2 separate regions of the Mus musculus genome follow, and region 1 is linked to region 2. A link is a loop called in an ENCODE intact Hi-C map of the cell type or tissue named here. Cell type or tissue: heart. All regions are shown on one strand. Each heading gives the region's core, and the rest is flanking DNA. Links, peaks and the distances in the headings are about the cores only.

Region 1 (16,056 bases), core at 4,783-12,782, 93 kb after region 2:
AAGTTACTCACTGCTCTGGGAAAGGCAGTCCTCGAACCATCCCCTTCCCTCCCTTCTCTTAACCAGCTCTCTGTATTCCATCATTTGTATTAAGCCAAGATCACTCCATGTTCTTATCTGTGGAGGAGCCCTTCCCAGAAGTCTACTTCTGTGCCTACAGGTACCGATAATAGCCATCATGGCCACAGGAGGTGGCACAAGGTCTATGGTCTCCTTGTATGGCCACCTGCTGGGGTTGCAGAAGCTGAACTTTCTGGACGCTTCTACTTACATCACCGGCTTGTCAGGTGCAACCTGGTAAGGAACTGGGCGCCGTCATTGGTGAAGCCCAGAGGAAGTACCAAATGGGTGTGGTCTGGGATCTGGTGGAACCATGAACTTTCCCATCCTAAGTAAAAGTGACTCATGATGCCTGGGAAACTCTACCATGCACAGCTATGGGATTTGAGGCATTTATTTTAATTCCTTAGACTCAGTTGCTGGATCTGTAAAGTGGGCTTAGCAATAGTCTTGGCCTCTCCCAGTATTAAGCACAGAGCTGCTGTATACATTGATCATTGTTGGCTATGTCCTTGGGGCTGTGGTCACAGTCCAAGAAAACATGGTGGCCAATGATAAATGAGCTTGGTGTTACCTTCTTTCCTAGTGAGACGCAGCCACCCTCTTTTGGGGCTTGGCCCAGTCTCCCAGGATGGGTAGAACCAGCCGGGTTGCTCTGGCTTGCTTCCCTGCAGTGCCTCGGTGCTATCCTTTGTCCTTGTTGCTGCCCTATCAGTGCCTCAGCCTCAAGCAGCTGAAAGGAGTGAGTAGAGCTTGCACAGGGCTGCCTCCTCCTGACTCTGCTGAGGTGAAAGGGAGGTGGATGCTGGGCTCCTAAAAGGAAGCCTGGTAGGGTCAAATCTAACAGGAGACATAGCACCAGGGGGAGTGGGGGGGGGTGTTATTTGTTCATTAATATTTAACTCAAATGGAATAAAGGAGCTTATAGATTAATGAAAATGTTTCAATGAATATCACCGACACAGTTGTCTTTATACACGAGAGTCTTTTTTTAAAGGATTTATTAATTTATTTTATGTATGTGAGTACACTATAGCTGTCTTCAGATACACCAGAAGAGGGCATCGGATCCCATTGCAGATGGTTGTGAGCCACCATGTGGTTTCTGGGAATTGAACTCAGGACCTCTGAAAGAGCAGTCAGTGCTCTTAACCGCTCTTAACCGCTGAGCCATCTCTCCAGCCCCTATACACCAGAGTCTTAACTCAGACCTTTTAATATTTTATGTAGTGGGAGGGGCTCAGTAAAATCATCCCTGTGACTACTAGATGCCTCTTAGCCAGAGCTACATCTTACTGTGTCAGGGCACAGTCCCTCTGCTGTGCCTTTTCTTTCTGTGGAACAACTCGTGGCTCTGATCAGAGGGCTTGGATGTTAACCTGTCCTGGGAAGCCCCCTTGATAGCTACTCCTCAGATGCTTTGGATCAGGTGGGACAAGTTGAAGTGCTGTCCTCTGCATCTGGCATAGCATCCTAAAGGGACTGGTTACAGGATATCCAGGGATCTATTTCTCTCAGCTGATAGTCAAGCCCCTTATATACATGGCAATTTATCTGCATAATGTCCCCCACACACTCCTAAGGGGTTCCTGAAGTCATCTCTAGATTACTTACAGCACCAATGCAATTTCTTTGTAAGTAGATATGTTCTCTTATTTCGGGAATAATGACAGTCCACAGAGGTTCAGTAAACAGAAGGAGTTTTCTGAATGATTTCAATCTACAGTTGGTTAGCTCTCTAGGTGAAGAACCTGCAGGTAAGGAGGTCACCCATAATGACTCCACTGTTACTCTATAGCAGAGAAGCACAAGTTCTAGCCCCAGGTCACCTATGTCAGGATTCATAGATCTAAAATCTAAACTCCATCCAGGGTCCAGGTTCAGTGGCTACACCCAGATAGCTATAAAGATAAAGTCACAGCACTAGAGAGATGCTTGGCTATGAAAAGCATGCAGCTCTTACAGAGGAACCAACTTTAGTTCCAATCACCCATGTCAGGAAATTCAAAAGTGCCGGCAACTCCAGTTCTCAGGGGATCCAATGCCTCACATATTTTTTTAAATTATTATTATTATAGTGGACATGGTGGCCCAGCACTCAGGAGTCAGAGACAGGTGGACTTTTGTGAATTCAAGGCTAGCCTGATCTACTTACCAAGTTTCAAACTAGCCGGGGTTTCATTATGAAACCCCATCTCAAACAAAAATAAAATCAGTAATAATAATTAAAAAAACATGTTTAAAATGATAACTTGTTTCAGCAGGGATGGGGGCACTGTATTATTCTGTTGGACTACTGTGTGGTAGACAGAAGACAGGGCCTCAGGCCCAGTCAGAATGTCAAAGTAAAACATTCACAGGGCCCCTGAACTGGGGAAAGCATGGGGAAAATTGCCTTTTAAAACAACAGTTAGCAGGCTAGAGAGATGGCTCAGTGGTTAAGAACCCTGACTGCTCTTCCAGAGGTCCTGAGTTCAAGTCCTAGCAGCTACATGGTGGCTCACAACCATCTGTAATGGGATCTGGTGCCCTCTTCTGGCAGTCAGGTATACACTCAAACAGAGCACAGAATAAACAAATCAATTTTTAAGTTTTTTTTTTTTTAATCAACAAAGATTAACAAGCTGATACATGCCTCTAATACTAGCTAACACTCAGGGGGTAGAAAGAGGCAAGAAGATCAGCAGTTCTAGGACAGTCTCAGCTATCTACTGAGTTGGAGGCCAGCCTGGTCTATATAAAACCCTGTTAATAAATGAAGACTAAATTAATAAAACACTAGCAATGGGTTTGGGGAAACTTTTCAAAAGTATGAAAGTAACAAATAAGTTTTATGGAGGGCAGGGTACTATCTGTAGAAGAAATCCCACCATTTTCCATCTTTCTTGGAACCAGTCCTAAGAAGGAAGGAGACACTTGTTTGTATATTGGGAGTCCTTAGACAAATTCTCCTGCCACTGTGGGTGCTCTGGAACAGAATAAAGAGGGCCCTTCCCTACGTTGACATACAGAAGTTTGATCCAACAGAGTCAGACCCAGACCCAGCTAAGGACCACTGAACTGGAGAACAGAGAGTTAGCTGACCATTGCTTGTCAAGGTCATTCAGCTCGTGACTGGAGTTTTTAAAGCTTTCTTCTAAAAGATTATTTTAAATTATGTGTCCGTGTGTACTCACACAATGCTTGTGTGACTATGCCCGTGTGGAGGACAACTTTCAGGTCTTGGTTCTTTCCTCTTACCACAGAGATGCCCAGGATCAAACTCAGGTAGCCATGCTTGTCAGCAATCATCTTTCCCTGCTGAACCATCTTACTGGACCCCAAACCTGGGCTTTAACTCAGTCCAGGGCCTGTGTTCAAAGGCCGCTACCAAATAACTGTAAAGTTAAGTCGCTTCAGCGGAGCCATGCTGGACTTCTGTGGGGCAAGCAGGAGACAGAGAGGACCTCAGGCCCAGCCTTGCTGCCTCCATTCACCACAGTCCACATAAAAGGTTTTTTTGTTTTGTTTTGGTTTGGTTTGGTTTGGTTTGGTTTTTGGTTTTTCGAGACAGGGTTTCTCTGTATAGCCCTGGCTGTCCTGGAACTCACTCTGTAGACCAGGGTGGCCTCGAACTCAGAAATCCGCCTGCCTCTGCCTCCGGAGTGCTGGGATTAAAGGCGTGCGCGCCACCACGCCCGGCTCACATAAAAGTTAAGGAGGAAAAGAGGGGGTGGAGAATGAGAAAGAAGGGGAAGGAGAAGAGGCAGAGGAGGAGCAACGAGATGAAACAAACCTTTTCAATACTTACTTTAAGTATGTGAGTGTTTTGCCTGCATGTATTTCTGTGCAGCATGTGCATGCCTGGTGCTTGCAGAGGCCAGAAGAGGGTGTTGGATCCCCTAGATCTGGAGTTAATGATAGTTGTAAGCTGTTATGTAGGTACTAGAAGTTGAATCTGGGTCCTCTGGAAGAGCAGCTCTGGGCTCCAGGAAGTGAAGCTTGAATTAGTGTCCTAGTCCGGAATCAGCCAATCCAGGAATCAGATGTTCCCATCCCTACCTCTTCACAGCTCTGGTGCTTCACACAATGCTAGCTTTTATGATTTTTTAATTTTTTTTTACAAGAACTGTATGAGCTGGGTACACCAATCACAATTCTTTGCCACTTCAGTTAGGGACACTGAGGCAAAGAGTGGCTAAGTAGCTTCCCCAAGATCACATAGCAAGTGAGTGGTAGAGCTTGGTTTTGAACCCAGGAAGATCTGAGCCCAGAAATCTTTTTTTTTTTTTAAGATTTATTTATTATTATATCTAAGTACACTGTAGCTGTCTTCAGATGCACCAGAACCAGAAGAGGGCATCAGATCTCATTCTGGGTGGTTGTGAGCTACCATGTGGTTGCTGGGATTTGAACTCAGGACCTTCAGAAGAGCAGTCGGTGCTCTTAACCACTGAGCCATCTCTCCAGCCCTGAGCCCAGAATTCTTATCTCAACTATCGTGATACACCCAACATACAACATGCATTCAAGAGAGGGAAACGGTCAGTTACGAGGTGCAGTGTTTGCTTGTCTCTTGCCACAGGCCTCCCTCATTCCCTCTCCTCTGGGCTCTTCTCCTGCCAGGTTTGGGACTCCCCATGATCTCATGATCTGCCCATCTTCTGTCCCATCTGGACATAGAGTTGCTCAGACCAGGTCTAGGGTCATCTGTGCTTGTCTCTCACCAGGACTATGGCTACCTTGTACAGTGATCCTGAGTGGTCCTCCAAAAACCTGGAGACTGTTGTCTTTGAGGCCCGGAGACATGTTGTCAAAGACAAGATGCCTGCCCTGTTCCCAGATCAGCTCTACAAATGGCGAGAGGACCTCCAAAAGCATAGCCAGGAGGGCTATAAGACCACGTTTACAGACTTTTGGGGCAAGCTGATCGAGTACAGTCTGGGAGATAAAGTGAGTGTTCAAGTCTTTCCTGGGTCCCACCTGCCTAGACTGGTATCAAATCATAGTCTTTCCTCCTCTGAGCCTCTATGGCCAAAAACATTAGGTTAGACCTGCAGGTGCACCATCATGCTGGAAGAATCATGGGGTGTCCAAACACATATTGGGGTGATAAAGATGGTGAGGTCATCTTTCACATCCCTTTCAGAGAACTAAGACCCCATGTTGGGCGAGCCTGGGTGCTCCCCTGCATACACGAAGCGTATTTTCTGAAAGCCATTCCAAAGCATCCACAGGAGAAAATGGGAAAGGAGCTGAGCAGAGCTAGAGAGCTGTTAATCATGCTTTCAGTCTGACCCCACAAAGACAAGGAAAAACCAAACAGAAGCATGTAAGTGTTGTGTGGCCTGGAAAGACTCACAGCAAGACCCTTGTGTTAAGTTCCTGATCCAGCAAGAGACCCTTCCTCAACAAACAAAGTAAGAAGCAATTGAAGAAGACAGCTGATGTCAACCTTGGAATCTATACACACATACACACATATACACACACATACATACACATGTACACACACATACACCCACATACACACACATACATACATATATACATACATACACACTTGCATACACCATCATGCATGCAAACACACATTAAGTATATGTGTGCATACCACACATATAAACACATGAAACACATAAAAAGAAAAGGAAATGAGGCATTTTGAGCAGTCAACAATAAGTTGACTCTTATTTTTTGTTGTTGTTCTGAGATAAAGTCTCACATTGTATAGCCCAGGCTAGCCTGGGACTCACATAGTTGGAGCTGGCTTTGAACTTGTAGTTATTCTCTTGCTTCCTCCTTCCAAGTGCTGGGATTACCTGAATGTGCCACCAAACTGGGCTAGCTCTCATCTGTAATATTTACTTATTCCTCTTTCATTTTTTTTAGGTGAAAGATAATTATTTAGATTTATTTTATGTGTATGATTGTTTCACCTCCGTGTGTGTATGTGTGTGTGTGTGTGGGGTGTCTGTGGGGGGTGGGGGGGGTTGTACCACGTGTGCCCACAGAGGTCAGAAGAGGGCCTTGGATCCATCTGCCTCTGTCTCCCACATGATGGGATTAAAAGCATGCAATATCACAACGGGCATCAAAACAATTTGTAGCAATAATAATCGATAGTAGCCCACATGATGAGGAGAAAACACGACAGCTTTCTAGGCAGAGAGTCTGAGTGTTCTGAGGCTCTCGTGCAATGAAGAACTGGGCTAGGAGGAGAGAGGCACGGCTAGGAGGAGGCCTCTGCTCTTCCACTCTGGCTGCAGCAGGAACCCACTGCCCTCCAGTACTCCTGACCCAACTGGGCTCTTCCCTGAGTCTGTGGCTTTACTTTTAGGACATTTAATCCTATATTGTTCAGATCTCTGGGTCCACGTGTGATAAGTACCCTATTTTGCTTCAGAGAAGGGCTAAGAGTTGTTGGCCAGCACAAGTGTTTGCCATTCCACCCAGGGTCCGGAGTCTTTATGCACAGGGTAACCACAGATAGTCAGAGCTTGGGTCCCTAGTACCTCAGCTTTGCCTCATTTGTGCTGCCTGATTCACTTTGGGACACAGTGGCCCAGGTGTCAGGATTTGCCTTAATGACACACAGAACTCTTGGGACTTGGGGTTTACCTAGACTGTCACCTACTTTCAGGTTTTTAAGCCTCTAGTTAGGAAGGAGGAAAGGAAGAAAGGAGGGAGGGAGGGAGAGGGAGGGAGGGAGAAAGGAAGGAAAAAAAGGAGGAAAGGAAGGAGGGAGGGAGGGAGAAAGGAAGGAAAGAAGAAAGGAGGGAGAGAGGGAAGGAAGGTAGGAAGGAAAGAAGGAAGGAAGGAAGGTAGGAAGGAAGGAAGGAAGGTAGGAAGGAAGGAAGGAAGAAATAAGGAGGGAGGGACAGGGGAAAGAGATTTTCCTCTTAAATTTTGAGAGAACCCAACACACCAAAATAATAAGACAAAATTTCCTGGTGCCACTCAGGTTCAGTAGTGAATGGGAAATAATAGCACTAAGAAGGAACCATGGTGCCCTTTCTGACCTCCACCAGATCCTCTAGCTCCTGAGACACGAGAACCCTGAGACCCCAGGAGACAGCCTTAAATTACAGAGCCAGCCCCACCCTACTTAGCTGCCAGGCAGCCTAAGAAGAAGCTATGCATTCTCCAAATGCATTTAAGAGTTGACAGCTCCAGTCGGCTGCAGCCAATACAAGTCACCTGGGGGCATCTGGAGCCTGGAAATAGCTGTTAAGGGTTCCGATTGTTCTCTTGTTCTTCACTGACTTAGTGTCAGCAACCTCCGCTAAGCATTGGTGTCCCTACAGAAAAACGAATGCAAGCTGTCAGATCAGCGAGCTGCTCTGTGCAGGGGACAGAACCCTCTGCCCATCTACCTCACCATCAATGTCAAGGATGATGTAAGCAACCAGGATTTCAGAGGTAACGCTGCTGGCTAGTGACTTAGATGGGGTCCCTTCTTGGCGGGTACAACACACCCTTTACCAATCTCCACATCAATAAACAGTGCCCCACAGCTGAAGAAATCTCCCTCATAAGTGGAGCCGATCAGGCAGTGTCTCCTAACGTTCCGGGGCTTATCTAAAGAGTCAGTGAGAAATGAAGACGGTGAAAAATGAAACTCTAAGATTTTCTCAGGCTGCTCAAAAGGGGAACGTAGAAGGGTCCATTTTTGCCCCTGTTTATCCAACTTCAGGGAGCAAAAGTTGAGCCCAGCGATTTGTAGAGTTGTTTTGTCCTGCAGCAAGTGCCCCCTTGTGTAACAAAGGGGAACTGCAACTTGCAATCGCAAGCTCCCCATGGCCCTGGAGCCACTGGGGGGCTGGAGGGAAGGCTGTGTGGATGACTCCCCAACCTGAGACTAATGTTGTTCCCTGTGTACAGAATGGTTCGAGTTCTCCCCCTACGAGGTGGGCATGCAGAAGTACGGAGCCTTCATCCCCAGCGAGTTATTTGGCTCCGAGTTCTTCATGGGGCGGCTGATGAAGAGGATTCCTGAGCCGGAGATGTGCTACATGCTAGGTGACTCCCTAAGATACTCAGCCCCAGAGAGGGCCAGGCCTGCCTTTGACTAACAGATAACAGGGAGAATCCGGGCCCATTGCTGGTCGCCTTGCTTAGCCTTGAGCTCTTGAACTTTCTGGATTTGCTGCTTTGCATGAAACCAGGAGGAGCTCCTGAATCTACTTCCAGATCGCAACTGCTCTAATCTTCCCAAAGCCTGTTAGGCCCAGGGAGACTTCAGTAAAGGGAGGATCCCAGCACCCTGGGCTCCTGTGGTCTATTTGAGGTTTACTCAGAAGATCTTGCATGGAAGATCTGAGATATGGAAAGCTGAGATAGGAAAAAAAGATTTTTAAAAAGATATTTGTGGCTGGGATTTGAACTCAGGACCTCTATCTAGAAGAGCAGTCAGTGCTCTTGACCACTGAGCCATCTCTCCAGCCCCATGAGAGAGAAGATTAGCACCCCAACTTTCTCCCTGCCTGGCTCCAGGCAGCAGTGGGTCTGCTTGCAGGAAAGACACAGCATCTCAGATCCCAGGCAGAGAAGACCCCCAACAGAAAGGACAGAGCCACTGGTTGGGGAAGCCTAGCCAGCTCCCTGTTCCTTGCTCTTTGGTTCCTCAGAAGCCAAGGTCACTGAGTACAGGGTCCACGGACTGTGACAGCCAATCTTTGTCCTTTGCTTCAGAGTCTCATCTGCAAAAAGTGACCTCAGAAAATAAGCCTATCATTACAGCTTCAAGGGCTGCTGTTTAAACTTCTTTTTTTGTTTGTTTGTTTTGTTGTTGTTTTTGGAGACAGGGTTTCTCTGTATACTGACAGACTGACAGGACAGCTCTGGCTGTCCTGGAACTCACTTTGTAGACCAGGCTGGCCTCGAACTCAGAAATCCGCCTGCCTTTGCCTCCCGAGGGCCGGGATCAAAGGCATGCGCCACCACCCGGCTTGAACTTCTTTTATTTAAACAGGATGTCTATCGACTTACTCCAGAGCAACCCATTTCAGAAAATCTAACTCAAGGCTCATTTCTTCTACGAACTCCACACTGCAGCTCACAACCCACAGTTCCTTCTTCCCTGAGACTTGGTCCCATATGCTTCTCAAACCTGTAGATCAGTTTGATCTGGTTCTTCACATGTTAGCTGCACAGAGGTTGTCTATTACCTAATTTCTCTGGACCTGTTTTCTCATCTCCATGTAAGATGAGAAATTAAATTAAGTTAAGAATATAATCATTAGTATTTGCTTGTTGGCGATAGGGTCTCACTCTGTAGCCCAGGTGGGCCTGGAACTTATTTTATAAATATCCTAGGCTAGTTTCAAATTCATGTCAGTCCTCTTGCTTCAACCTCCCTACTGGGACTACAGATGTGAGTTCCTATATCTGGCTTTATTATTATTATTATTATTGAAATTTTAATGTATCTTTATAATATTACTATATAAATTTTACATTAAAAGTAAGATCCAGCCTTATGTGTATCAAGGCTTACTGTATACCAGATACTGTCTTAATGCTTTCTTCATGTAGACTGATGCAAGATCAGAGCAGGGCCTGAACTTAAAGCCTACACTTTCAGCTGTCATTCCCCGACATAGCTATGCCTTAAGCACTCCCTGCTCCCTGCACTGAGGGAAGGGAGAAAAAGAGCTGAGCATTGGTACCGTCAGTCTGCATAGAACTGTCCTGTGGGAGACAGAAATCCAAGTCGGCCCTGCCCTGCCCCACCCTCCAAATAGCCTGGCCTAGAGTAGGCATGGGGATAAGGCCGAACCAGTGAGAGTTGGGGTGGGCAGGCAGGGAGTCTGGGGACAGTTGCTCATGACCTCTCTGCTTCTCTAGGGTTGTGGAGTAGCATCTTTTCCCTGAACCTGCTTGATGCCTGGAATTTGTCTCACACCTCAGAGGAGTTTTTCTATAGGTGGACAAGGGAGAGACTGCATGACATCGGTGGGTGACACCCTAGTTCCCCTCTTGGGTAGTGAATATACTGGGTATGGGTCATGAAGCAAGGACTGATTGCCTGTCAGGGTTTCCACATCACCCCAGACATGGGAAGGCAGTTTGCCTAGAGCATCACTGGGGGCAGGGCGGTTGTAGGCGGTACTCATGCTGAGGCCAGAAGGATGCTTCTGATATCCAGAGAGCTGATAAGCCTAGGGAATCTGTGAGCACAGAGAAAAACCAAACTTCTGGGCTCGCCATCCTCGCCGGGGCCTTCCTACCTTCTCTTTCTCCTTTTCTATACCCTCCATATCCTCCACCCTTGTCTCATAAAATGGATCGCTCTCTGGGGTCAAGCAACCAGGTACTACCCCAGCTTTTGTAACCTGCCCTCTATCCCTTCTCCCTACAGAAGATGATCCCATCCTGCCTGAAATCCCTAGGTGTGACGATAACCCCCTAGAGACCACAGTAGTGATCCCAACGACATGGCTGTCCAACACCTTCCGAGAAATCCTCACACGCAGGCCCTTCGTGTCTGAGTTCCACAACTTCCTGTACGGGATGCAGCTGCATACTGACTACTTACAGAACAGGCAGTTCTCTATGTGGAAAGGTACCACAACCTGGGCTGGCAAAGTTGGGAGGAAGGAAAAGCAAGCATGGATGTGGCCATAGAGGAAGATGGTCTCCTCTGGTCATGTTAATGGGCAGAACACAGCCAGCTTGGGTAAGGGAGGTGGCGAGGAGGGGAGTGGGGCAGGGCATGACACTCTATTTATGACTGAGAGCTTGAATGAATATGGCTTTGCCAGCAGGGGGCAATATAGGCATTAATTAGTTAATTGACTGTGACCACAGAATCTTCCTAGCAGTTCCAGCTTCAGAAGTTGGCCCAGTTGTACAAATGGAAAAATATGGACTTTTTTAGCAATATCTTTTGGGAGCACCTTTGACTGTGAGTGGTGCCCCCATTGCAGTTGAGGACACACAACCCAGCTCAGTCTCACAGCCCCAGGCCTTAGGCCACACTCTCATAGCTGGGATTCTGTATGCCTCCTTGAAAAGGCTTTAGGGACTAGGGCTAACATTCGTCCTATCCCACCATATGGCAATCTTCTCTGTTGTTTTATTTGTCCACAGCCTGCAAATTCCCTTCAGCATGGACTGTTATTTTGTCCTTGCTTTCTGGTGACAACGGGGCTGATAACTCTGGGTCCGTGGGTATCCATAGTTTATAAGATGCCCTTAAGCCCTTTCTTCACCACTAGGTCTATGGATGGGTCACAGTGGGTTTGTGTGCATAACCCATAGAAGACTTGCTAAAGCTTCAAGAGCATGCTGGTGTCCACTAGCCTACACAGAAAAGTAGGACTCAGTGCCCTAGGGAGTATGTGGGAGGCTAGAGGCCGGGGCTGAAGAGAGAAAGTTCCAGGGAGGGCACTCAGTACATACCAGGGCCTTCACCTCACCCACAGCTGACATCAGGTCACCTGGTAGGATGGTAACGAGAAGGCTTGACTTTCAGACACAGTACTGGACACCTTCCCAAACCAGCTGACACAGTTTGCAAAACACCTGAACCTGCTGGACACTGCGTTCTTTGTCAACTCCAGCTACGCACCCCTCCTTAGGCCAGAGAGAAAAGTCGACCTTATCATCCACCTCAATTACTGCGCAGGATCCCAGACAAAGGCAAGTATTACAGAGACATCCCCGGCTTCAGGGCTCCTGCGCGGTTACAGCACCATCACCTCAGAGGCCTGAGCGGCTGCAATGGAAGAATGTGCTCTGCAAACACACTCTGAGACTAAGGCATGGCACGGTGCAGGCTAGAGGACTAAATCTCACAGGCAACTGGCCGGCTTTCATGCGCTGGGACTTGGGGTTTACATGCACTCAGTAAATGGCAACTTTATTATCACGTTTGAGCATCTGATATACTTGGTCATTTTTCAGCTGAAAAAAAAATCATGATTCGTTTGTAGTATCTTATTTTTAAATTTTTTTCCATATGATCACACAGGTGACCAATGGTGGTATTGTTGATACACGCACACACACATATAGTGTATATGGCTACACTGTAGCTATCTTCAGACAAACCAGAAGAGGGCATCAGATCCCATTAGAAATATTGTGAGCCACCATGTGGTTGCTGGGAATTGAATTTATATTATTACTACTACTACTTTCTCTTTAAGGGAAAATCCTGAGCTTTTTGGTTTTTGTTTTTTGGTTTGTTTTGTTTTTTTCTTTTCTTTTTTTTTTTTTTCCGGTTGACTTTGACATAAAATCCAGCCTAAAGCTGGGAGAAGAAGGGAATTACAGACAAAAATGAGAGCAATGAGCCGGGCGTTGGTGGCACATGCCTTTAATCCCAGCACTTGGGAGGCAGAGGCAGGCGGATTTCTGAGTTCGAGGCCAGCCTGGTCTACAGAGCGAGTTCCAGGACGCCAGGGCTACACAGAGAAACCCTGTCTCGGAAAAAAAGAGAGAGAGAGAGAGCAATGATCGTGACCTGGGTTTGTAAATAAATGACAGTGTACTTCCCTACCCAGGCTCTCACCTGGCCCTTGCACCAGTTCTTTATGTAGATGGCACAGTCACTGCTATCCCTAGGTCAGAGGTGGGAACCAAGACTAAGTAGCTAGCTGGACACATGCAAGTAAGGCAGGCACAGGACTCGGACTTTTAACGGCACCTTTTCAAAGTCCAGCCCTTGGACACTGCTAGTCAGGACTCCAGGGGACTGGGCCCAGAGTCTGTTAATCTCACAGGATGCCCCCGCTATCTCACTGGTCTGTCTTTTAGTCGATGTAGCAGTAGCAGGGCTTCTGGGTTTAAAAAATTCATGGAAGAAGCTCGAGGCTGGCTAGGCACTAGCCTACTGCCTGGGCTTTTTGTCCTGAGCTAGCTTTTTCTTTTTCCCCCTAAAAATTCCACACAGTGGCAAAGCAGGTTGGGAGCAGTGTTAGCTAGGACAATCAGGAAACCAGTCCCAGGACCTCTGTGTGGTCTCCCTACCCCAGGCTTCCAGTGCTCACGGCTCTCCCATGCTGTTGCAGCCCCTGAAACAAACCTGTGAGTACTGTACCGAGCAGAAGATCCCCTTCCCCAGCTTCTCCATCCTGGAAGATGACAACAGTCTCAAGGAGTGCTACGTGATGGAGAATCCCCAGGAGCCCGACGCCCCCATCGTGGCTTACTTCCCACTCATCAGTGACACCTTCCAGAAGTACAAGGCTCCAGGTAAGCCCCCTCTATGTTGTATGTTCTATGTCCAGTTCCCACCGGACATAGATGAAATCTCCTGGTTGGGACACCTGGCTTAGCTCTAGTCGGAGCCCAGAGAGAGAAAGAGAGTTTCTTCCTTCCATCTTTATCCATGAGTTGGCAACATGGTCTCTGCTCTGTTAGTCATTTGACCAATTTATGATACCCAGCTATGTAGACTCTTGAAAGAAAGGAACTGTGCCTCTGCCTGGAGAAATGTAGGGTGTGTGTGTGTGCGCGCGTACGTGTGTGTCTGTGTGACTGTGTGTCTGTTCTGTGTGTGTCTGTGTATGAGCACACACATATGTGTGAGAGTGCATACATGCAAGTGTCTATGTGTATAAACAAGTCCTTACAATCTACCATAAGTGTCTATAACATATCCTCCTGCCCCAAGGTGTAGAGCGAAGTCCTGACGAGCTGGAACTGGGCCAGCTGAACATCTATGGACCAAAGTCTCCCTATGCCACCAAGGAGCTGACGTACACAGAGGCCGCCTTCGACAAGCTGGTGAAGCTCTCAGAATATAATATCCTCAATAACAGAGATAAGCTCATTCAGGCCTTGAGACTAGCAATGGAGAAGAAACGCATGAGGAGCCAGTGTCCCTCCTAGGCCTGGGGGAGTCCTATCTATCTCGTGTCTGCTTCTATTGTCAGAAGCATCGCCCCCAAAGCAGACCTCACACACAGCTGTCCCTGATCTCTGGCTAGGGTCGCAACACCTTGGCCTGGGCTTTCTAGTAAAATGTTACAAATGAACAAAGGTGAGAGAGAAAAGAAGAGTCTATTGGGTTTTATACCCCTGGGGCTTCTCTCCACTTTCTGGCAAGGAAGGTACCAGGGTCACAGACTCCCACACAGTCTCAAGTATAGAATGTGAATATGTGGGCACAGAGAGTGGCTAGTTCCCAAGAGCCCTCACCCTTCGAGCTGGAGGCAAAAGTTCCCTAAGCATCCCCTCCCCTCCTTTTCCTCCTTCCATGGCCAGTCTAGAGAAATGTCCAGGAAGACCAAGAACAGCAGAAGCTCACAGAGTGAGGATCCAGGGAAGCCTTGGCAGGCTGTGGGCAAGCGGCACCGGGTGCATGACGCTATCTGGCGCCAGTAACGTCCTCTGGCATCTCTCTGGCTTGCAGATGGGGTTATTTATTTATAAGTATGATTCTTCTTATTTATCACAGAAACACTATGGCCGATTTATCTACGTTCTTATACAGTGACTCAGAGAATAAGGTTAGGAAAGATGACCTCAGAATGGTGAGTTAGGACTCTGACAAAGACCTCAGCTTTGGAGGAGAATCTCTGGGGAAGCCCTGGACACCCGGACACCCAGCCTCCTGGCTTCACTAAAAGATAGAAGGGGGTCCCTGCAGTGAGCAGGTAAAAGCCAAAGGGCAGCTAGGTATGTGGCCTTTGGGGAGCCCAACGTGCCTGGAGGACAAGGGCCTCTTTCTGAGCCACATGATCCCTCCACAGTCCTGGTTGTTGAGAGATTAATGACACCCAACGGTGTTGTTTATATGTTTCAAATGGACTCCTGGTTCCATCATTGCTATTTAAAGTGGATTCGATTGGGCCTGGCTATAAGCCCAGACCCAGCCACACCTACAGGAACCCATACTGTGAAGAGACACCAGTGCCTCTGCTCCAGCCTTACCTGTCAGTGAGGGGGGTTGACTCCTGTGTGGGTACCATTGGGGAAGGATGGATTTATCACACTCTCCTACCAGCCTGGGGAGCATGAGTCCATAGACTCTGCTGAGCCACTGATAAGCTGGGCTTCTGAGCCTGGAAAACTGGTCCCTACCCAAGTGTTGCTGATGTGAGTTGGATGTTCATCACCTCCTCTAGCCCTCCACTGGAGTAGCTGGCTGGCATTGCTTTTGCTTCCCCCATGTAGAGAACAGGCTCTGAATTGTCAAAGAGAGCCAAGATAGAACCTTGTATTTTGCAAGGTTTGACTCACCATAGCATATAAAGTTTATAAGAGCACTGTACCATTTGAACACAGAATAAAGTGGTTATGAAGGTGAATATTGGTTCATCTGTTTTCATTTCTGGTGCCACAAAGCACTTCTGACTCCCATCCTTGCTCCTAACTCTCGCCTCTGCCCTCAGTTTACAATTCACTCCTCTGGTCTTTCTTTTTTTTTTTTTTCAAAGATTTATTTTATTTATTTTATGTATGTGAGTACACTGTAGCTGTACAGTTGGTTCTGAGCCTCTGCTTGCTCCGAGTCAAAGATTCATTTATTATTATACATAAGTACACTGTAGCTGACTTTAGACACAACAGAAGAGGGCGTCAGATCTCATGGTGGTTGTAAGCCACCATGTGGTTGCTGGGAATTGAACTCAGGACCTTGAGAAGAGCAGTCAGTGCTCTTACCCACTGAGCCATCTCTCCAGCCCCCTCCTCTGGTCTTTCTTTTCTTCTAGGAGTAGAGGGGACCTGGTCCACACATGTCTCTTCAGAGAGCTTTCTTTTTTGTTTTGTTTTGTTTTGTTTTGTTTTTTCGAGACAGGGTTTCTCTGTATAGCCCTGGCTGTCCTGGAGCTCACTTTGTAGACCCGGCTGGCCTCGAACTCAGAAATCTGCCTGCCTCTGCCTCCCGAGTGCTGGGATTAAAGGCGTGCGCCACCACGCCCGGCTCAGAGAGCTTTCTTGACTGCTGCAGGGGTGGCCACTGCTTGCAGTGAGGACTCCCCTGTTTGTATGAAGTTGTCATCAGCTAGTGGAGCACTACGTGGGGCAGCTGAGCTGCTTCCAGTCCTTGTGCTTGGCAGA
Region 2 (16,056 bases), core at 3,221-11,220:
TTCTGAATCTTCTATTCCATGTCTCTGTTTCTGTGCCTGTGCCATGCTAGTGTTGTTTTGTTACTATGGCTCTGTAGCATATTTTGAGATCAGGTATTATAATGTCTCCAGTGTGGCTCTTTTGATCTCTGACTAGTTGAGGTTTTTTTTTCCTCTGTGCTTCCATGTGAATTTTGGAACCCACTCTTGAGTTCTGTGAAGAATGTCATTGGAATTTAAAGGGGGATTTTATTGGATCTGTTGTAGATAACATTCAGCAAAATAGTCATTTTATTTGTTTCTATTTTTATTTTATTGAATATAGATGTTCTTCTGATTTTCCCTCCCTCGGCTTCTAGATCCTCCCCCCCTTCTATCCAGATCCATACCCTTCTTCTCTCTCATTACAAAACACACAGGCAGCTAAAGAATAATCATAAAATAAGATAAAAGAAAAACAGACAAATCTGAATAGAACAAATGGAAAAGAGCCAAAGAAAAACCACATGAAAACCAGGCACAGAGACCCACATGTGCATAGACACAGGAATTCCACAAAACCACAAACCCAGCAGCTATAATATATACACGAGTGACCTGAAAGGTTAAAACAGATGCCCTGACAAAGCATTATGAACCTCCAAGGATGCCACTGATTTAGGGTTTTTTTGTTAGCCATCTACTGCTGGGTGTGGGGCTTGCCCTTATTAAGAATGGATTATATCTCCAGTGAGATCCTGTTGGAGAAAAATAAGTTTTTGCTTGTAAGAGGCTGTCTTTGGAGAGAGCTTGTCCACTTCTCCTCTTAGCACTGGGCCCTGTCTGGTGCAGCCCCTGTGCACAGCCCCTGTGTGTGCCTCCAGTATCTGTGAGTTCTTATGTGCACCATTTCTGCTGTGTTTAGAAGGCTTAGTCTCATAGTACTAATTCTGCCGACCAATGAGCATCTACTCAGATTCTTCTTTCAAATTATTCTGGCAGTTCTTGGCCTTCTAGTCCTCATTGCAGAATCAGTTAGTCACGTTTCAGTATTAACATTGGGATTCTAATCAAAACCTCATTGAATTTGTCAGACCACTGTAATTGCTTGAAATGCCTTTATTGTATTACTGTGTCCCGTGTGTCCCTTGAATCTACTGTTTAAGCTCACATTCAGTTCAGGATGTGTTGCACTTTTACTGACGTTTCCGTCTGGTGGCAACAGCTAATTGACGTAGAGGGGAAAGCTTATGACAGTGTACTTACAAAGGAGGTGTTAAAATTACAGCTTGACCCTGGTTATTTAAAAAACCTATTATTTATCATTTGATCCTCTAATAATGGCATCAGCATGAGTTTATGTATATGATTTATAGTAATATTTTTGAGATAGAGTTTCATGTGGCTCGGGCTGGCATCCTACTTGCTATGTAGCTAAGGCTGGCCTTGAACTCTTAATCCTCCGGTTGCTATCCCTCAAGTGCTTGGATTACAAGACATGTGCCACCATGCCTGTTTTATGCAGTGTGAAGGCTCAAACCCAGGGTCTTGTGAATGCTAGGTGAACTGTTTTATCAACTGAGTTACATCCTCAGTTCTCAACACTTTTTTCCTTAATATTTTGTTGATGGAGCAGGGATGTCAGGAAAGCATTTGGAAGAAGCTGAGACTTGAGCTGCATTAAAGTGAACCTGAAAAGGGTGGTATATCCCTGGGCAGAATGTGGGCAAAAAGATTGCTGTGTGCTTCCTGGAAAGGTGTATGTGTGTGTGTGTGTGTGTGTGTGTGTGTGTATGTGTGTGTGTGTGTGTGTGTGTGTGTGACAGTCTATCTCTGTGTGTGTGTGTGTGTGTGCATGTGTCTGTGTCTCTGTGTGTTTGTGTGGTATATGTGATGTGTATCTGTCTTTGTATGAATGTGTGTATGTATGTATGTGTATGTGTGTGTCTGTGCATGTGTCTGTGTGTGTCTCTGTGTATGACTCTGTGTCTCTGTGTGTGACTGTGTATCTATCTGTGCATGTGTCTCTGTGTGTGTGTGTGTCTGTGCATGTGTCTCTTTGTGTGTCTCTGTGTGTGACTGTGTGTCTGTGCATGTGTCTCTGTGTCTATGTTTATCTGTGCATGTGTGTGTCTGTGCATGAGTCTCTCTGTGTGTGTCTGTGTGTGTGTGTCTGTGCATGTGTCTCTCTGTGTGTGTCTGTGTGTGTGTCTCTGTGTGCGACTGTGTATCTGTGCATGTGTCTGTGTGTGTGTGTGTCTGTGCATGTGTCTCTGTGTCTGTGTATGTGTCTGTGTGATGTCTGTGAAGACAGAATGGGAGGAGATATGGTAGACTATATATGGAGCTGCTCAGAGCTGGCTGCACACAGCCACTCATAGCCTCCAGACCTCAGCAGGGCTATAGCCTCCTCACTGAACTCTGATGTTCCTACCCTACCCTGCCGTGAACCTGTTGGAGTTACTGCTTCCGAGACATGTCTTCATGCTTCTGACCCTAGGTGACAGATCAGAAGCTGTCAGGACAGAGAGCTGCACTGGAGAGGGGTCAGAACCCTTTGCCTCTCTACTTGAGCCTCAATGTCAAAGAGAACCATCTGGAAACCCTCCACTTCAAGGGTAAAGTCCTGCCCATCCCATCCTCTAACAAACTCCAACTCCTCCACACCCCAGAGAATTCAGTATCACAGAGCCCGGGAGCCATCCCTCGGAGCACTGTGTCCTTGGGTGTGGGGTTGTCTGTGCATGTGGACAGGGATAAGTGAATGGTCACCCAGGAGTCTGCTTCCCTCATACCTGCAGGGTTGGTAACAGACAGGAGGGAGCCAAAGGCCTGCAAGGGGCAGTTTCACAGGCTCTCAACAGACCTGTGAGTCCCTGCTCTCTCTCTCCCATCCCCGCCTCTCTTTTCCATCCCATTAGAATGGGTAGAGTTCTCTCCCTATGAAGTTGGGTTTCTGAAATATGGAGGCTTTGTCCCTTCTGAGCTCTTCGGCTCTGAGTTCTTCATGGGACGGCTGATGAAGAGACTTCCCGAGTCCCAGATTTGCTTTCTGGAAGGTAAGCCCTATCTTCCTGGGTAGGACTCCTGTAGCTCAGATCTGGGCAGAACCCCAGGGTGAGGGACAGGTGGGCAGTGGGAAGAGTATTGATGAAATTGCTCTTTCCCCACACCCATTTTCTACTGGGACCCAAGAGTGGGGATCATTTGGTGCCCTGTGGGAAAGACAGGGTACAGGGATCTAAGGGCTGGCCCCTCTTGGGAATTTGGCTTTCAGGTATCTGGAGCAACCTTTTCTCTGTGAACCTGATGGATATCTGGTATGACATCACCTATGGGAAAGACTCAAACAATTTCCCTGTGGATGTCCGGAACTCAGGTAAATGAGGGGTGTTGAAGTGGGGAGCCCGGGCTGAGACCATTCCCCTTTGGAGGCTGGTGGGAGAGGTCATGAACAGGTATTTTTGGGCTTCTCATACAAGCAATGTCTGTTACTCTTGATGCAGAGAAGGAGTTCTCAGGCTCAGCAGGAACCTCCTCTGGTGTGGAGGCCCCATGGCTGGAGTCTGGAACAGCTCTGGCCCAGGCACTTAAGGGCTTTCTGACTGGCAGGCCATTCCACCAGCGTAGCGCCAACTTCCTCCATGGCCTCCAGCTGCACCGGGACTACTGTAACCAGAGACACTTCTCCACCTGGGCGGGTAAGGACCATGGCCATGTGTCCCCACAACCGGACTCCTGGTTGGGGTTGTGTTGTGGCTGATAGCTGGCAGTGGTTTGTGAGGAGGTCATATGTATGTTCTTCTGGGGTGTGGTCTGGAGATCCCATTGTGGGTTTAGGGGAAGGTCTGAATTCAAAGAGTGACATCAGACATAAGGCGACATGGAGGGGAATGGGATCAGAGGAGAGTTGCCGTTACCTATGGAAGGGTGACTGCTTCTAACCAGCATTGCCTTGTCTATCAGATTGCAACCTAGATGACACCCCGAATCAGCTGACCCCACAGGACCCTCAGCTCTGCCTAATTGATGCTGGCTGCTTCATGAACAGCAGCTGTCCCTCCCTGTTCCGCCCAGGTCGCCAAGTGGACCTCATAATCTCCTTCAATTACAACCAATCCCTTCCCTTTAAGGTGCCTAGTCACTCTGCGGGAACCCCTCTGCGGGGCCAGGTTCATCTCCACGGATGAGCAGCAGGGTCTCTGCCTCACACTTCCCATGACTAAGGGAGGGAGCTGTAACCCATAGGGTATTTCTGGGTCCTCCATTGGGAAGGGCGGCGATGGTGGTTGAGCTCTGAGATCCCAAGACAGGTGAATGGGAATTTCTGGGATACAACAACAGAGCTGGCAAGGGACCCCAAGCACTGCCACGGCCAACTCCCAACTTTCCCTAGGAAGTCTGGGTGGCAGCAGTGCCAGCCAGCATCACATGTAGGTCCACTACTGGAGCTCTTCAGGGCTAAGATTCAACTGATGCTGTAATAACAGTAGGGGGGTGGGGGAGGCTGCTGGATCTTCATTCCCACCTATAATTTCTAACTACTGGGATCCTTGGATTCCCTTGGAGGCCTTAGTTTGGGCCAGCGCAAGGCCAGGCTGTTGTCTTGACGCTGAGGGAGCAAGTGGGAACTGGAACGTACCTACAGTGAATCTGAGATAACACAGCTCCTTCTGGGCCGCTCTCTGCTCCCCCTAGGGGCTGCAGCAATCTGAGAAATACAGCAGAGCTCGGGGCCTGCCCTTCCCCCGTGTGGAGCCCAGCCCAGAGGACCACAGCCAGCCCCAGGAATGTTACCTCTTCTCAGACCCCACCTGCCCGGAAGCACCCGTTGTGCTGCACTTCCCGCTGGTCAATGACTCCTTCAGGGATCACTCAGCCCCTGGTGAGGCCATCTTCCCTTCTGGTTCCCTGGTGGGCAGAACAGCTCCAGGAAAGGCTTTGGGCTGGGCTCTGGGCTCTTTGGCCACGCCTCCCTGGCCTTGGGCACTGATGCTCACACCTTTGTGAAGCTCTCGGGTTTCAAGGACTTGTCGCTATCCTGGAACTTTATAGTGACCCTCTGTTTTGTGCCCGGTGTGGCCTGGGACCCCTTTTCAGGGACTAAGCCTTTCCTCAACTGACTTCCCGATCTCAGCCCTCCTCGCATCCCTTCCCATCCCCCTTTCCACCAGCTTGGCAGATTTTTTTGTCTACTTTGGGTGGGGGAATCTATTGCCTGCCTTTGTGCGTTACCCCCCAGTTTTCTAGTTGAGATCATAATTCTGACCCTTCCAGACTTACTCTCTTTTGATTGTTTTGATATAAGGTCTTTCTGGACAGCCCCAGTCGACATGTGGCCTCAACCTCAGTTTCTTGAGTGCTGGGATTAGTGCACTATCACACGTGGATTAAGGCTCTACTTTTTCTTCTTTTCTTTCTTTTTCTTTCTTTTTGAAATATGGGTGTTTTGTCTGCATGTGTGTCTGTGCACCACTTGCATGCCCTGGGGCCCAAAGAGGCCAGAAAGGGGTATCAGAACCCCTGCAACTGAAGCTAAAGATGGTTGTGAGCTACCATGTGGGGGCTGGGAGTGAGACCCAGGTCCTCGGGAAAAGCAGCCAGTACTTTTACTGCTCAGTTGTCCTCCCGGATCCCACATCTTTTCCCTTCCCTTCCCTTCCCTTCCCTTTCCCTTTTCTCTTCCCTTTTCTCTTCCCTTTTCTCTTCCCTTTTCTCTTCCCTTTTCTCTTCCCTTTTCTCTTCCCTTTTCTCTTCCCTTTTCTCTTCCCTTTTCTCTTCCCTTTTCTCTTCCCTTTTCTCTTCCCTTTTCTCTTCCCTTTTCTCTTCCCTTTTCTCTTCCCTTTTCTCTTCCCTTTTCTCTTCCCTTTTCTCTTCCCTTTTCTCTTCCCTTTTCTCTTCCCTTTTCTCTTCCCTTTTCTCTTCCCTTTTCTCTTCCCTTTTCTCTTCCCTTTTCTCTTCCCTTTTCTCTTCCCTTTTCTCTTCCCTTTTCTCTTCCCTTTTCTCTTCCCTTTTCTCTTCCCTTCCCTCTTCCCTTCCCTTTTCCCTTTTCCCTTCCCCTTCCCTTTTCCCTTCCTTTTTCCCTTTTCCCTTCCCTTCCCTTCCCTTTTCCCTTTCCTTCCCTTTTCCCTTTTCCCTTCCCTTCTCTTCCCTTCCCTTCCCTTCCCTTCCCTTCCCTTCCCTTCCCTTCCCTTCCCTTCCCTTCCCTCCCCTCCCCTCTCCTCCCCTCCCCTCCCCTTTCCCCCTTTCCCCCTTTCCCCCTTTCCCCCTTTCTCCCTTTCTCTCTTTATCTCTTTCTTTCAAGTTCTTCCACATATTAGCAAGAGCTCAGTAGCTACATCCCCAGCCCATGTTTTAATCGTCCAGGCTGTCTGCGATCTCAGTCTGTAGACCAGGCCTTGAATTTACAGTCCTGCCTCAGCCTTCTAAGTAGCCAGATGCCAGGCCTTAGAATTCCAAAGAAAGTCTTCTCTTTGCTCCCACCAGGAACTTTAAGAATCCTTTCGTTAATCTCAATTTTGCTCGTTCTCAGTTTCTGACTCTCCAAGAAGCTGTGGGGCAACCCCATGAACTGTCTGAACTATGGGATGTGTTGTAGGAGTTGTAGGGGGGACCAAACTCCTCTTACTTCAAACTTGTTTCTTATCATCCACATTTGTATTTCTGGCTGGAGGGAAAAGGACCCCTTCCATGGGGCTCAGCTTCCCCAGGGCCTGGCTGAGTGACAGTCTTGCACACCTATGGAGGCCTCTGGGCCCTGCTCCTGACCCTCCTCTCATCCTTGGCAGGTGTCAGGCGCAGCCCTGATGAGCTCAAGGCTGGGCAGGTGAATCTCACAGGGGCTGCCTCCCCCTACTTCATGTACAACATGACCTACAAGAACGAAGATTTCGACCGGTTGCTTCAGCTCTCTGACTACAATGTTCAGAACAACCAGGGCACTATCCTGCAGGCCCTGAGGACAGTTCTGAAACGGAGGGCTTCAGAGACCAGGCCATTGGGAGTGAAGACGTGAGGCTTCTCAGGGGGTCTCTGAGGCTCTGAAGACCACACTATGATCCTCCAACTTCCAAGGGCTTAACTCAGCCTGCATCTAGGCACAGTGGCAGTGCCTTTGGCTGGAGCTTCCAGTTCTCCACCCACATTTGTATTTCTGGCTGGAGGGAAAGGACCCCTTCCATGGGGCTCAGCTTCCTCAGGGCCTGGCTGAGCGACAGTCTTGCACACCTATGGAAGCCACTGCAGCTGGCCTCACTGCCCAGAGGGCGTACCCCACCCTCCATCCTTCCCTGTGTTTCCAGTTGGTCCTAGAGGAATTGAATACCTCCTGTGACACGTACATAAGACACCTGATGGCAGCAGACTGTTCACTGCTAATGGACATCTCCTTAGTTTTTGTAGTTTGAACTTGAATCCTGCAATCTTCAGTTCACCAGCTTGAATACTTTTTGGTGGATTCTGGAGGGAATTCAGTTATGGATCTTGCGATCTATGAAAGAAATGGTCTTCCTTCCTCCTTCCTGGTTCGAATGTGTTTTATTTCTTGTTCTGACTGAATTGCCCTGACTAGAATCCTGGACATTGTGCTCCACGGACACGGCAAGAGTAGCCATCCTTGGTTTTATTTCTGATATGGAAGGACAGCATCAAGGCTTCCTACCGTTTTGCTGTTCAATCTTAAGTGGGTTTGGGTTTTGTCAGATTGAAAACATTCTGTTCTGTCCCTAGTTTGTTGAGTGGTTTTGTTGTTAGTGATATCATAAAAAGGTATTGAATGTTGTCGCGTAATTTTTGCCTCTCTTGGGATACTCAGGTGGGTTTGTTTTTATTTTTATGTTTTTTTTAATTTTAATTTTAATTTATTTAATATACAAGTTGCTCTGTCTGCATGTACACCCAAGTGCCAGAAGAGGGCATCACATCCCCTTAAAGATGGGATAGTCTCACTCTTCATCCCTGGCTGGCCTGGATCTCATTATATAGACCCAAATGGCCACAGACTCACCGGATCTGCCTGCCTGTGCCTCTGCGAGTGCTGGGATTAAAAGTGTGAGCCACCATGCGAGTCTTTCCCTATATTCTATCCATGCGCCTCACTCCATTTACTGATTTTTGGATGTTGACCTCCCTTGCACTGACAATGTCATAGAATTTTTCATGTGTATTGCTATCATATCTTTCTCTATCTCCTACACTTATACACACACACACACACACACACACACTCGCTCCATTGGCAGGAGGCAAAGTGGGAACTTTAGGAGAGACTTCAGCTCAGGGCTTGGCCTCAGCTGATGTCCCCACACAGGGTCCTCCCTCAGCTGCCTCTTCCGTATCTGGCTTTGATTTGCTTTCTTGTAATACCATAAATTTGCTTTTCCCAGCCACCGTGTCCGTGCAGTGTACTGCGCATGGTACTTTGTTTTACGTGGGCGCTGCGTGCTGAGCTTCTTCGTTCTCACTGTGGTCGGTGATGTCAGATGGTATCACCACGTCTGTGCTTTCAGTAGTGAGATTCAGGAGTGAGAGGAGGAAAACCAGCTCCTGCCTCTGAGTGCCCTGAGGCTCTTACCCTCCTGTGGCCGCAGCACTCTCACAGAGTGATAGTGACAACAGTTACCATGGTTACCATGCAGTGACAGAACAAGACAAGGGACGACCATTCCCTAAGGTGGCTGAGCATGGAAGAGTCAAGACTGTCACAGGTTTGACTCACGTTAGCTGATCTTGGCTCAAGAGTGGATAAGATACCACTCATGCCTTCTTATCCCTGCTTCACTCACTACCTCCTAGATAAAAGTTATGAAGATACACACTTGTATATCTGTCTCTCTCCTGACAGCACCCAAGCCAGGGCAAACCTTTGCTACCTTGAAGATTCCCTTAAAATCATCTCTCACAAGCCCAAACCCTTCATTCAGTCCCACCCTCACCTCTACTGAGATGCTCTCCAGTTTCCCATGTGCTGCCTCCTTGGGTAAAACCACAAATGAAATTTGTCAACTACCAGCAAAGTTCCTGGTGGTCTCTGGCTGGTAGGCATCAACGGGTTAAGCAACTTTCTCAAGATCACTAAATACAGACAAGGATGGTGGTACACATCTGTATTCCCAGCACTCATGAATCTGAGACACGGGATCTGCAAGTTACAGGCCAGCTTGGGCTACACAGCAAAACCCTGCCTCAAAAACAGAACAAAACAAACAAACACCAACCAACCAACAACATCATCTTCATCAAAAAAACTACCAGGAAGCTGGGCATGGTGTTACATAACATTAATCCTAGCACCAAGTTTGAGGTCAGTCTGATCTACACAGGGAGCTCCAGGCCAGCCAAGTCTACATAGCATGGCCCTGTTTCAAAATAATAAAACCCAAACCAAAAATGAACAAACAAAACAATCAAGGCTGGTAAGATGTACCGCAGGTAAAGGTACCTGCTGCCAAGATGACAACCTGAGTTCAATCCCTTGGACCCACATGGTAGGAGAGAAACAACTTCATAAAAGTTGCCTTCTGACCTGTGGCAAATGAGTATACACTTACAATGGATGGATGGGTGGATGGATGGAACATAAAATGTCTAAGGGGCTGGAGAGAGGGCTAAGCAGGTCAGAGCACTGCCCTTGCAGAGGACCCAGGTTTGATTCCCAGCACCCACATGGTAACTCATAGCCATCTTTAACTCCAGTTCCAGGGGATCTAATGCTCTCTTCTGGCCTCCACAGACAACAGGCATTCACATGGTGCACATATATACACGCAGACAAATGCTCATACACATAAAATCTTAAGAATGTTAAACTAAAACAAAGCACGACGAAACAGACAAATAGAAACTCACTAAACTTGAAAGTGGGAAAGACAGACCAAGACGTGCCTTTTCCACACCGGTCCCCAGATTCTAAAGCAGTACTTAGCTCTGTGTCTTTGGGAACACCCTGTGTCTTGCATAACACATCCTACTTATGGATAGCCAACTTCATACAAAGTGAGGTCTGGTCTCTGCCTTCAACCCTAAGAAGGAATTTCTAAGCCCCAGAATGCCATGGTTTTGGGGTCATTAGCCTTGATGGGCTGCAGGAACTAAAGATTAGAAGTACTGTTCAGACTTCCAGGACAAGCAAGTGCTTTCCTGAAGCTCTACGTTTGAACTCTTCCAGCATCTGGTGGTCCTAAGGACCTTCAAATATGCAACCACCTGGTCCAAAATTGAGTGAGGTAAGGGAGAGTGGAGCGCCATTCCCTCAGGCTGTAGATGCATTCTGTAGCAGTGACCTCGAGACCCAGGAAGACATGGCACGCTGCAAGCTGTCTTTGCTCTGGGGTTCGGGCACCTCCAGGCTTTCAGGCTCTTGAGTGTGAGAGGGGCATAGAGTGAGCAAATGGATGGAGAGTCTCCATCCATTCAGAGACATTGAAAAAGTCAGAGAGAGCTGGGGTGAGGTCACAGAATGCTCAGCCTGAGGCAGACTGAGACCACTGCCATATCTGGCACATGAGTGTGCATGTGCCTTTGTCTCCCCTGCTATCACCCTTCCCAATCTGGTGAGGACTGACAGCAGCAGGTGTCAGCCCTACTCACAGATGTCGAGGTATATTGCTCATCTTGCAGCCCATGGGCTCCTCAGGAGGCCCAGAGCAGACAGGCAGAGACATGAAGCCCAGCAGGAAGACCCAGCATATCCTAGCTCTGCCTTCTGTTCAGCACAGGTGGTAGTCATGGGAATGGCAAACACAAATAACTAGACTGATTATCTTTTTTTCCTGAGCAAGATATATATAGCAGGAATAGCATTGTGTCAGAAAACTTTTTAAAAAGTATCAACTAAGAGACCAAACAAAAATAATAAGAAAGTAATTCTTGATAAAATTTCACACAATCTCAGAATTTTTCAAAAGTCCTGTCTTAGCTAGGGTTTTTACTGCTGTGAACAGACACCATGACCAAGGCAACTCTTATATGGACAACATTTAATTGGGGCTGGCTTACAGGTTCAGAGATTCAGTCCATTATCATCAAGGCAGGAGCATGGCAGCATCCAAGCAGGCATGGTGCAGGAGGAGCTGGGAGTTCTACATCTTCATCTGAAGGCTGCTAGGAGAAGACAGGCTCCCATGTGGTTAGGAGGAGGGTCTCATTGCCCACACCCACAATGACACACTTCCTCCAACAACACCACACCTCCTAATAGTGCCACTCCCTGGGCCAACCAAATTCAAACCATCTCAAGCCCTTAACTTGGAAATTTATATACCCTGATATAGGACATGGTGTTTGTGGTGGTTAACATTGTCAGTGTTGGGCCCCAGTGCCTAGAAATGGATTCAAACAGTATTCTAGAGGTTTCTCTGACTTTCTCTTTTAAATGAGATTTACATGGAAATTACTATATGAATGCAACAGAATCCTCTCCATCATGTGGGTGGACCTCATCCAGTCACTCGAAGGTCTTGATAGGCTGGCTTGAGGAGGCAGGAATTCTGATGACGCCACTTTTGGATTCAGATAGCAAGTCTTCCCTGGGAATTCCTGCTGGCCTCCTCCACCAAATTTTGGACTTATCAAGCTTCCTCAATGGTGTGAAACTACTTATTTCAATTATTTCTCAGTTTCTTTCAGTTACTCTACCTCTGTCTCTCTCTCTTCCTCTTTCTCTCTCTCTCTTTGTCTCCACCCACCTCCCACAGTATATCTATAGCCCACTGAAACTATGCAGAAAAACAATTGCATCTGTACATAACAGATTTTTTCTTGTCATTATTGCTAAAATACACAGCATAGCAACTGTATATGCCATATTCCTTGTATTAGGAATTACAAATCACCCAGAGATCATTTAAACTATATGGGAAGATTGTGTAGGTTTTATACAAACACTGTGTCCTTTTGTTTAAGAGGTTGGAACATCTGTGGATCTTGGGAGGTCTTGGGACTAATCCCCAAAATTGCTAAGAGACAGCCTCAGAATATGACAGCTCCTGGATCTCATTTAACTTCTGTGGGGCAAGGAACCGAAACCTGACCCTCAGAGTATCACTCTCTTCTACAGACAAAGAAGCAGACACCTGGGGCTGTGGGTGTAACCCGGTTGGTAGAATGAGTGCCACACCCTGGGATCAACCCTAACACATACAAGTCCTGTTGATTCTGTGGCTCTGTGGACCACCAGCTCACACTGATGCACATCAGGGAAAACAAAGCCTGCCATATTGGGCGAAGAGGTCTTAGTTTGTTTTCTTAAGATTTAGGAACAAGGTTGGGATGGATACCACCTTCATTATTTCTTCTTCTACCTCTTCTTCTTCCTTCTCCTCCTCCCTTTTCCTTTTGGTTGGTTTTAATTTGTTCTGTTTAAGATAGGATCTTGCTATATAGACCTGACTGGCCTGGAAATCACTCCTACCTTTGTCTCCCAAGTGACCACCTCTTTTCCTTTCTCTCTCTCTCTCTCTCTCTCTCTCTCTCTCTCTCTCTCTCTCTCCCTCCCTCCCACCCTCCCTCCCTCCCTCCCTCCCTCTCTCTCTCTCTCTCTCTCTCTCTTTCTTTCTTTCTTTCTTTCTTTCTTTCTTTCTTTCTTTCTATCTTTCTTTCTTTCTTTCTTTCTTTCATTCTGATTTATTTTTATGTACTCTGGTGCTCTGCCTGTCTGCATGCCTATGTGAGGGTATTAGATCCCCTGGAAGTGGAATTATAGACAATTGTGAGCCCTGTGGATGCTGGGAATTGAACCCAGGACCTTTGGAACAGCCGCCAGTTCTCTTAATTCTGTGCTATCTCTCCAGGCCCCACTGCGGTTTTGTTTGTTTGTTTGTTTTGTTTTGTTTTGTTTTGTTTGTTTGTTTGTTTGTTTTATCATGGCTCCTGTGTCTCATTTAGCTTCCGTGGGGCAGGAATAGAAGCCTGACTTAGCTGGCTCTCTATGATCAAGGAGGCTGCAAATTGCCTGCGCTTCATGGAAGAGGTCAGTATTTTAAAGAAAGTGCAGGAAATAGAAGATTGAGGGCTCTGGGAAGACTCCTGACCTGTGACTTGAGTATCTGTGATTCAGTGAACTGCCTGGGAAGAGACAGGTGCCTGAGAAGACCACCATGTTCAGAGGTGCTCTCAGAAGCACAGTGGGTGTTCCTGAGGATAAACCCAGGAAGTGCACTGCTGGGCTGGAGAGTCAATGTGTGAGTCTCTGAAGTAATTGGTCCAGCTGTGATGTTACAAGGCAGGGAAGTAGCAAAGGGGAGGAAGACATCACAGGTACCACCCAGGGCAGGATGTCAGAGACCCTCAGAGTATCACTCTCATCCACAGACAGAGAAGCACACACTTGGGGCTGGGGATGGAGCCCAGTTGGTAGAATGCTTGCTTAGCATTCGCCACACTCTGGATTTAACCCCCAGAAGCATATAATCTCCGCATGGCAGTACATACTTGTAATCCTAGCACTCAGGAGCCGCTGGGAGGAAAATCAGAAATTCAGAGTCACCTTTGGCTACATAATGAATCTGAGGCCAGCTTGGGCTACACGGAACTAAAACCAAACACACACAAGGCAGAAGCAAAACTCGCAGGAAGACGAAGTGCCTTGTCCAGGTTGCTCCGCTCCGAGAGTCTGGACACAGTGGGGACTCACTGTTTCAAGCTGTGGCTGTTACCCTTTTAGGAATAGGCACTAGAGGTTTCCTAGGCAATGTCCCCCTATTCTCATTGAGCTCACAGCCTGGGATCTTGGCTAACTCTACTTCAAATCAAGTGGTGGGCCTGTAGCTGGGGCCTGGCCAAGCAAAGACACGTCTTCCCCTAGCCACAAAGATTGGCTCAGAGATGAGCAGATGACTTTCACAGCCTTTATCAGGGTGAGGAGGTGGGCACATTCAGGTTGGATTTGAACCTGAGTCTGTATGAGGCAGAAGTGACTTCTACCATCTGAGCCTGGGAAGCAAGGAGAATGTCTAAGGACAGTGGGAAGATGGAGATTGCCTGAGGTATGGGACTGACACTGACTCTACCTATAGAGTGGACTCTGAGACTGGGACATTAGCCTCTATCTCTCTCTTTTTCCCTCCCTTCCTTCCATAAGTGACACACAGAAAAACTACTGACCTAACATTCTAAGCTGAACCATCCTGTGGAGGTGGGGGGAGAAATTCCAGTGTACAATGGAGGAAAAGAGTTTCATGGCATGCGTGCTAGACTCAGAATTCTGAGGCGTTGGAAAGTCAGAGTAGCCAGCAGATTTTTAACACTGAGCAATCAACAAAGTCCTTTGATATTATTAGACCAATACCATGTAGTGACCTGTACAGGCATGAGGGTAAGACTATAAAAAGCACCATCTACATTAGTAGAAAAGCTAGCACAAACTGAAATAATGTCCTTTAACCAAGGAATGGAGGGGCTGGAGATATGGATCACTGGTTTAGAGCACTGGATAGATACCCTTGCAAAAGACATGGGTTCAGTTTCCATCACCCATATAGTGGCTTACAATTGTCTGTAACTCCAGTTTCAGGGAATCTGCTGCCCTCTTCTGGTCTCCTCAGGCCCTTGGATGCATGCAGTGCACATAAACTTATACATCTTAAAAATCATATACATCAGGCTAGAGAGATGAGTGGTTAAGAGCACTGACTGCTCTTCTGAAGGTCCTGAGTTCAAATCCCAGCAACCATCCATCAGACGCCCTCTTCTGGTGTATCTGAAGACAGCTACAGTGTACTTATATATAAAAATAAATAAATCTTTGAGCTGGAGCGAGCAGGGCCTGGAATCATATGAAAAACCTAAGTGGGCCAGCAAGATGGCTCAGTGGATGAAGGTGCTTGCCACAAGCCTCAGACCCACTTCATGGAAGGAGAGAACTGACTTCTGCAAGTTGTCTTCTGACCTCTACACATGTGTCCTGTTACACACGCTCACAAAAGAAATACATGTAAAAATTTTTAAGTGAAAAAAAAAAGTTAAGCATACATTTCAGAGATGTAATCCTTTTTCTTTCACCCCAAAGATTTATTTATAAGTACACTGTATCTATCTTTAGACACCAGAAGAGGGCATCAGATCTCATTACGGGTGGTTGTGAGCCACCATGTGGCTGCTGGGATTTGAACTCAGGATCTTCAGAAGAACAGTCAGTGCTCTCACCCGCTGAGCCATCTTGCCAGCCCAGAGGTGTTATCCTGATAGGGAAGGCTGTAGTGAGAGAGGCACAGAGGAACTTCAGAAATGTGGGCAATACTTTCAGCCCAAGCCAGGTGGGAGTTGACTATTTCGTTCCTCCTTAGTTTACCTTTCGTTGTATTTATGAAGCACTTCATAATAACAGCTGGAGACATGGGTCTTTGGGAATAACGATTTGTCAGCTCCATACATCAGCAACAACTGAAGTGATAGTTGCCGTCTACTGAGCATAATCAGTGAGATGCTACAAATTTTCATTTTCTCATTTAGTTTTCACAACAGCCTAGGAAGATAAGAATTATCTTCAGAGGTGACAGGTGGCTCCAGGCCCCAGGGCCATCAAGGGAGGAACCAGGATCTAAATCTAGGCTGCTTGCCAGTTCATATGTCATCCCATGTGCTACCAAAACCCATTTCCACAGTTATGACAAGTTCCTGGTAATCCTAAATCCCAGATATAAACACTGGCAATCACTGGATTGGCCAATCTTCCAGGAGTCAGGGATCAAACATTTCTCACTATCTCATAAATCTAGGACAGCTGGGTCTGTGGTGCAACCTGGTCCCGATTTGCTCAAGGTTAAGGGAGAGTGAGCTTGCTCAGCACAGAATAGGTTGTTAATATGAAAGAATTTTTGTGCATTTTAGAGAATTTGTCTGGAGAAGGTCCTGAACATGGAAACAAGTTGGTCATCCTACCTAATACCCAGTAGTGAGCATTGAGGCAAGAGCCGATGGACAGAGAGAGGACTGGGTGACCTGCTGCTACCTAGATAAAGGTGAAGAAAAACCACACATGGCTGCTGGTGTTCAGGTGTATTAACTGCATGCCAGTCGGAAAAAGGCCATGGGCCCCTGTGGGATGGGCAGGGGGAGATGGATCTACAGGTATTCACCTCCCAGAAGAACTCAGGAGATGAA

Evidence for each region. Peaks named below come from ENCODE experiments on the same cell type or tissue, not always from the same donor. Only the 100,000 strongest peaks of a DNase experiment are listed, where the experiment ranks them.
Region 1: it touches region 2 in a loop (8-fold over the local background); 25 of 42 quality-filtered maps call a loop at or near these places.

The regions. Positions count from the first base shown.
Region 1 is chr2:120,165,658-120,181,713 of GRCm38, reverse strand. Pla2g4e (phospholipase A2, group IVE) reads left to right here. Exons shown (of 20, transcript NM_177845.4): 12 at 161-297; 13 at 4,770-4,992; 14 at 7,347-7,461; 15 at 7,924-8,061; 16 at 9,889-9,996; 17 at 10,403-10,606; 18 at 11,519-11,685; 19 at 13,059-13,242; 20 at 13,664-15,302. The coding sequence ends at 13,881. Among named protein-coding and RNA genes, the nearest start is that of Ehd4, 19 kb to the right of the region's middle. In heart, for the core only: CTCF peaks have their summits at 10,811 (motif pointing right) and 12,100 (motif pointing right); DNase peaks (open chromatin) are centred at 7,813 and 10,713; H3K27me3 peaks cover 596 bases.
Region 2 is chr2:120,257,556-120,273,611 of GRCm38, reverse strand. Pla2g4d (phospholipase A2, group IVD) reads left to right here. Exons shown (of 20, transcript NM_001024137.1): 14 at 2,459-2,576; 15 at 2,880-3,017; 16 at 3,236-3,337; 17 at 3,465-3,659; 18 at 3,925-4,091; 19 at 4,657-4,843; 20 at 6,747-7,743. The coding sequence ends at 6,973. It overlaps Gm52560 (a long non-coding RNA gene), which reads right to left and starts at 12,361. Exons shown (of 2, transcript XR_003954057.1): 1 at 10,954-12,361. In heart, for the core only: a CTCF peak has its summit at 7,858 (motif pointing right); no DNase peak of the experiment used is centred there; H3K4me3 peaks cover 546 bases; H3K27ac peaks cover 294 bases; H3K27me3 peaks cover 3,470 bases.